Regions from separate parts of the Homo sapiens genome. Here region 1 is linked to region 2. Evidence: chromatin contacts called from ENCODE Hi-C or POLR2A ChIA-PET data. All regions are on one chromosome and are shown on one strand. Each heading gives the region's core, a stretch centred on a gene start or an enhancer-like site at or near the end of the contact. The rest is flanking DNA. Distances are from core to core; before and after follow the strand shown. Region 1 holds the start of FLAD1 (flavin adenine dinucleotide synthetase 1). Region 2 holds the start of RPS27 (ribosomal protein S27).

Region 1 (3,411 bases), core at 842-3,341, 990 kb before region 2:
AGAACAAGACTCTGTCTAAAAAAAAAAAAAGGGTCTATTAAGGCTGAGTGCAGTGGCTCATGCCTGTAATCCCAACTACTCGGGTGGCTGAGGCATGAGAACTGCTTGAACGCGAGAGGTGGAGGTGCAGTCAGCTGAGATCCCACCAATGCACTCCAGCCTGGGCAACAGAGTGAGACTATCTAAAAAAAAAAAACAAAAAAAACAAAAAAAACACAAATTTACAAAGAATATTAAAAAAGATTATTATTAAAACTTGACATTTGGCCAAGCTCAGTGGTTCATGCCTATAATCCCAGCAAGGTGTGGGAGGATTGCTTGAGCCCAGGAGTTTGAGACCAGCCTGGGCAACATAGTGAGACCGTTTCTGAAAAAAAAAAAAAAAAAAAAAAAAAAAAAAAAATTAGCCAGGTGTGGCGGCTAACACCTGTAGTCACAGCAACTCCAGATGCTGAGGCAGGAGGACTGCTTGAGCCTGGAAGATGGAGGCTTCAGTGAGCTGTGACTGTGCCACTGCACTCCAGCCTAGGTGACAGAGCAAAATCTTGTCTCAAAAACAAAAAAACCCGTGTCATCTGTTATGTCCTCTAGTAAGACTTTCCTGATCATTCGGAGGGGATTCATCCCTTCTAGTACCTTCCTTCTAGCTCACTTATCCACTACGCTGAGTACCTTGAGTCATTTCCAAAAAGGCTGGGTAAAACTCTTTTTTTTTTTTTTTTTTTTGAGACGGAGTTTCGCTCTTGTTGCCCAGGCTGGAGTGCAATGGCACGATCTCAGCTCACTGCAACCTCCGCCTCCCACGTTCAAGCAATTCTCCTGCCTCAGCCTGCCAAGTAGCTGGGATTACAGGCATGCACCACCACGCCTGGCTAATTTTGTATTTTTAGTAGAGATGGGGTTTCTCCATGTTGAGGCTGGTCTCGAACTCCTGAACTCGTGATCCACCCGCCTCGGCCTCCCAAAGTGCTGGGATTACATGCGTGAGCCACCGCACCCGGCCAAAACTCTTAAATATACAATACACACACCTGTACCTCCTCTACTCGAGGGGCTTCCTGTCATTGTTGTGTAGCTCCTCTGCCCTCTACCATACTGCTTGGTAAATTGCAATGACCTTTTTATTTTTCTTTTTTTCAATCAGCTCTCTCAGGTTGAAAAATTGTAGGGACTTTGCTACAAGTTTTTCAGTAGAGTAATTGAAAGAATGAGGGTTAATTTTCCTCCAATATGCTGGATTCACTCCAGGATCCTACTGCAGCAAAGAGGCTCCCACCCTGTTTCACCTCCTTCCATGGAGGGATGTGCAGCAGGCCCTTAAGGACAGGAGAACGCAGCGCCCTCCCCCCTTTTCTGTCCCAGACACACCTTAAGGATCTCATCTCCAACAATGATGATGCCAGCCGTCACGCTGCGCCCCGGAGAAAGTTCAGAGGCCCTAGATGTCATGGTCCTGCCTTCTCTGCCCCTCTGCAAGGCCCTCCAGTAGCCACCCAGACCCCCAAATAGGGGTCGCAAGCACGGGGGGCCTGCCAGGTCTACAGGGCACTGGGGGCCATAGCCTGGGAACAGGGGGTCCTGGGTCGAGGGAACCTGGAGAAGCCAGAAAAGACAATGGGGGAGAGCAGGCGTGCGCGTGCTTCCTTCGAGGAAGACCCTAGTCTTCTCTAACCAGATCCTTGACAAGCGACTCCTTTGTTCCTGCCTCTGGAATAAACGTGTTCCCAAATCCCAACCCATGTCCTTTTAAATGTCTTGCTTAGCTCTAGTCTTAAAAACTTCTTCTCTCTTGAGAACCTACCACTTTAAGTGTCTTCCGTTTGCTGAGCTGGTCTCCTCAAGTGTCTGCTCTACCTTGGGCATCCGTACCCCTTTAAATGTCTACCTTATCCTGGGCCTTGGCCCTTTTCAATGCATTCGCTCTCCACCCCGGACCAAAATCCCGTCTCTTTCTACTTCAGGCTTCTGCACCCTTTCTAGCCCAGAATCCCTTCTTCCCACCAAGCTTCAGATTACTGAGCCCTCTTAGACTCTCACCTGCCTGTTCTGCCCCTTCACCGGCTCTTTCCCTTGTTCCTTTCCTCATGTCCCGGGGCAGCTTCCGTACTTAAAGTCCCGCCTTGCACCTAGCTGACATTGAATGGTGATTTTGGCTGTCGCTTAGACTCTTCCAGGGTCCCATTGGTGTATTCAACTGTCGCTCTCAGGCTTTAGCCAGTGGATGGGAGCAGGGCCGGATTGTTATAGGCGACAACCACGTGGTCACTTCTCGCCCGGAAATACGGGGGCCGGACCTTAGCCCACGGTCGGGGGCGGGACCTCGGGAGTTTAGGGCGGGAAAGGAGCCGTAGTTAAAGGTGCTGTAAGGCCCTCGGGGAGTTTCTGGTGCTGGATTCAAATAATTGTTATGCATGTGTTGCTTTGTTTTGTTTTGTTTAATGGGTCAGTTAGCCATGGTTTAAGCTGTTTTCATTCACCGTGACTCTAACACTAGGCTAAGGGCTTTTACTGGAGTGAGAAAGCATCTTATTTATAGCAGAAGGAAGTTGGAGGGACACCGAGAAAGATTATTACCACTGTCTGTCGGATATGAAGACCCTGGAGTAGGTGAGCTTTTGATGTGTGGAACCTTAATTTATCTCTAGTATAGTAGACAAAACGAATTACTTAAATCTCTTTGACAAGAAAGAGTCCAAAAACCCTCTCTTCCTCCACCTTGCTCCAGATGGTGCTTAGTTCAAATGACCTTTCCCAGTAATTGGTCTTGTAGGTGCAAATGAGGCAGCGAATAGGGAGTGCCTTACATGTTTACTCTGGATCCTCACATCATCCGAGCTTACCCCCATTTCAGTTGCCTTTGTTCTAAAAGTACATCTTAAACTTTTTTCCAACAATAATCTGGGGATCTTTTCATATGCAGATTGATTCAGTAGGTTTGGGTGGGGCCTGAGATCTGCATTTAGCTAGTTCCCATGTGATGGTGATCCCACTGCTCTATGGACTACATTTTGAATGGTAAGGGCCCGAATTCATTCTTTGTTTTTTTGAGACGGAGTCTCCCTCTGTCACCCAGGCTGGAGTGCAGTGGCGCGATCTCGGCTCACTGCAAGCTCCGCCTCCCGGGTTCACGCCATTCTCCTGCCTCAGCCTCCCGAGTAGCTGGGACTACAGGCGCCCGCCACCATGCCCGGCTTTTTTTTAAAAATTTTTTTATTTTCATTTTTTTTTTAGTAGAGACGGGGTTTCACTGTGTTAGCCAGCATGGTCTCGATCTCCTGACCTCGTGATCCGCCCGCCTCGGCCTCCCAAAGTGCTGTGATTACAGGCGTGAGCCACCGCGCCGGGCCGAATTCATTCTTTGTAGGACTGGTAAACCACACCTTGCCAAATTTTACTCTTCAAAACCCTTGG
Region 2 (3,343 bases), core at 1-2,500:
CCTCTCCCAAAAAAGCAGATGCATGATGATCCACCCACAGAAAGCTACATCTTTTTTCTCAACTCTTAGCTACCTGCGCATTTGTATCACTGGTTACTTCCTATCAACTTAAGCCCTTTTATCACCCATTTATCCCCGCTTTAGACAGTAGTGCTTTGAGATTAATACATAGCTTTTGGTAGTATCTAGTTAAAACAACCAAATCCAACACTTCTTGTCTAAAAATTTACATTATAGATGATCCCTGTCACTGTTAAGACCGAAAAATCCTAAGAAATGTTTCCATTTCTAAAAATCAAACTCAAAGCCCCAAATCACATTAGTAAACCATTTACCTTCTGTAAGCCTTGCTTTTCCTCCTGTAGGCTGGCAGAGGACAGTGGAGCAGCCAACACACAAAACTACCGTTTGTGCATGGCTAAAGACCGTGGTGATTTTATAGCATCCTGAAAGAAAAGCAGATAACATTTTTTTCCTCTATTACACCCGTCTTTCCTGCACTTATGCCCAACTCATCATCCATTACATTGTTTCCCAACACAAAAAAACGTAGGGGTTGTATGTGAAATGTGATGAGAGATCACGGTGAAATGAATCACTCCTCCTAAGATGCAAAACTTTGCCAGTCTCATACATTCAAATTTTAAGAGTATCAGGGAAAATATTTTCCACAGGCGAAGAAACTGAAGCTGCTGCACAGCTTCAAGGATACGAGACAGCTAACACTACAACATTTTCCAACTGTTGAGGTCCAGTGCTTTCCCCACTACAGCAAGCCGTCTCCTCACCTGGGCATTTCACATCCATGAAGTAGGAATTGGGGCTCTGCACCAGGCGTTTCTTCTTGTGTTTCCTCTTCTCCTCTTCTGGAGAGGGATGAAGGAGATCCTTTGCGAGCTAAGAGGGACAGAAATGCAGAGATTTAGAAACCAACAGCGAAAATGGGATGGTCGAAAATAGCCCCCACTGTCACACACCGGGGAGAGCTCGCCCCTCGCCGCCCCTGGTGTCTGCGCAGCTGGGCCGCCATCTTATCTCCTCTCCGCTCCCGTCTATGCGGGTGGCCCGTGGGCCGCTGCGGTCCCTGGAGTTAATGTCCTAAGAAGTGCAGAGGGTAAATGAGGACCCTCTACGATCCGAAATCAGCGTGAGGGGAGAGTTCGGACAGAACAGCGAGATCTCCGCCGAAACCTGGACCAAAGCACTCACAGGCATGTTCTCGTGTGCGTAGGTCGTCACCGCCGGAAAGGAGCGAAAGCGGAAATCCTGCCCCTTATATAGAGCACACTACAGGAAATGACGCAAGGATCTTGTGCCACCATGTTTGGAACGTCTTACTTTGATCCGCCGCAGTGGGGAGACAAGGGAGCTGCCATTTTCGGAAGGTCTTTAACTGTTAGTTGTGACACATATGCGTCACCATGTTGAGAGGGTTACCTTGCTAATTTGAGGTCAGCGTTTGATCACTATCCAGGGATAAATGGACACTTTTAAAATTTTGTGCCATACCTTGACAGTTGGAGCCTAATAAATAGGAAAGGTTGAGGAAAACACCAGGGAGAAGGAGCCATATCCAGGACTTCCGTCCTATTTTTTAAATACCTATATTCTTAACTCTTTTTCTATTGGTTTAATTTAACAGTTTAGGCCGGGCGCAGTGGCTCATGCCTGTAATCCCAGCACTTAGGGAGGCCAAGGCGGGTGGATCACCTGAGGTCAGCAGTTCAAGACCAGCCTGGCCAACATAGTGAAACCCCGTCTCTACTAAAAATACGAAAATTAGCCAGGCGTGGTGGCGTGTGCCTGTAATCCCAGCTACTCTGGAGGCTGAGGCAGGAGAATCGCATGAACCTGGGAGGCGGAAGTACAGTGAGCCGAGATCCACTCCAGCCTGGGTGACAGAACAAGACTCTGTCTTAAATAAATAAATAAACAGGGGAGACATGGTTTGGTCAGTGAAAAGAAATAGGGAAGACTCAAGGAGATAATGAGAGGTGAGAGAATGGACAAAAAGAGATTGAATAGTTTAGCTTGAGAAGGGACAAGCATGGACACGGAAGGTGATGGGGATAAGTGAAAGATGCCTTCTTTTTTTTTATTTTTATTTTTATTTTTTTTTTAGACACAGTTTTGCTCTTGTTGCCCAGGCTGTAGTGTGATGGCGCCATCTCGGCTCACCACAACCTCCGCCTCCCGCGTTCAAGCGATTCTCCTGCCTCAGCCTCCCGAGTAGCTGGGATTACAGGCATGCGGCACCATGCCCGGCTAATTTTGTATTTTTAGTAGAGACGGGGTTTCACCATGTTGGCCAAGCTGGTATTGAACTCCCGACCTCACGTGATCCACCTGCCTCGGTCTCCCAAAGTGCTGAGAATACAGGCGTGAGACACCGCGTCCGGCCTTTAATTTTTTATAGGCAGCCAGAATAGGCTCGAGAGAGACTCCCTTGAATAATTTTTTCTTGCCCGGGCGCCGTGGCTCACGCCTGTAATCCCAGCACTTTGGGAGGCCGAGGCGGGTGGATCACGAGGTTAGGAGATCGAGACCATCCTGGCTAGCACGGTGAAACCCCGCCTCTACTAAAAATACAAAAAATTAGCCGGGCGCGGTGGCGGGCGCCTGTAGTCCCAGCTACTCGGGAGGCTGAGACAGGAGAATGGCGTGAACCCGGGAGGCGGAGCTTGCAGTGAGCGGAGATCGCGCCGCTGCACTGCAGCCTGGGCGACAGAGCGAGACTCCGTCTCAAATAATAATAATAATAATAATAATAATTTTTTCTTTGCCGGTCGCGGTGGCTCAGGCCTGTAATCCCAGCACTTTGGGAGGCTGAGGCGGGCGGATCACGTGACGTCGGGAGTTCGAGACCAGCGTGGCCAACATGGTGAAACCCCGTCTCGACTAAAAAAAAAAAAAAAAAAAAAAAATTTAGCTGGGCGTCGTGGCAGGCGCCTGTAATCCCAGCTACTCGGGAAGCTGAGGCTGGAGAATCGCTTGAACCCAAGAGGCGGAGGTTGCAGTGACCAGAGATTGAGCCATTGCACTTCTGCCTGGGTGACGAGCAAAACTTTGTCTCAAAAAATAAAATAAAAGTAAAAACAAAGGTTGGGCGCAGTGGCTCACGCCTGTAATCCCAGGCCTTTGGGAGGCAGAGGTGGGTGGATCACCTGAGGTCGGGAGTTCGAGAGCAGCCTGACCAACATGGAGAAAGCTCGTCTCTACTAAAAATACAAAATTAGCAGGGGGTAGTGCGGGTGTCTGTAATTTCAGCTACTCGCGAGGCTGAGGCAGGAGAATCGCTTGAACCAGGGAGGCGGAAGCTGCGGTTAGCCCAGATCACACCATT

The links. Hi-C counts contacts between places; a loop is a spot of excess contacts on that map. ChIA-PET counts read pairs that join two places held with the same protein, here RNA polymerase II (POLR2A). Pooled maps may share reads with other maps.
Region 1: a loop to region 2 is called in a pooled map, with 2.9 times the contacts of the local background. The contact joins the promoter of FLAD1 here to the promoter of RPS27 in region 2. A Hi-C loop is called at or near these places in 6 of 50 pooled maps. POLR2A ChIA-PET finds 5 or more read pairs at or near these places in 2 of 52 experiments (BJ and activated B cell).

What each region holds. Positions count from the first base shown.
Region 1 is chr1:154,982,024-154,985,434 of GRCh38, reverse strand. FLAD1 (flavin adenine dinucleotide synthetase 1) reads right to left here and starts at 2,091. Exons shown (of 7, transcript NM_025207.5): 1 at 1,369-2,091. The coding sequence starts at 1,740. RefSeq lists a silencer at 2,179-2,358 and an enhancer at 2,241-2,838.
Region 2 is chr1:153,988,669-153,992,011 of GRCh38, reverse strand. RPS27 (ribosomal protein S27) reads right to left here and starts at 1,250. Exons shown (of 4, transcript NM_001030.6): 1 at 1,210-1,250; 2 at 789-897; 3 at 336-446. The coding sequence starts at 1,215. It also overlaps a transcript of RAB13 not described here. RefSeq lists enhancers at 332-1,312, 1,010-1,369, 326-1,525.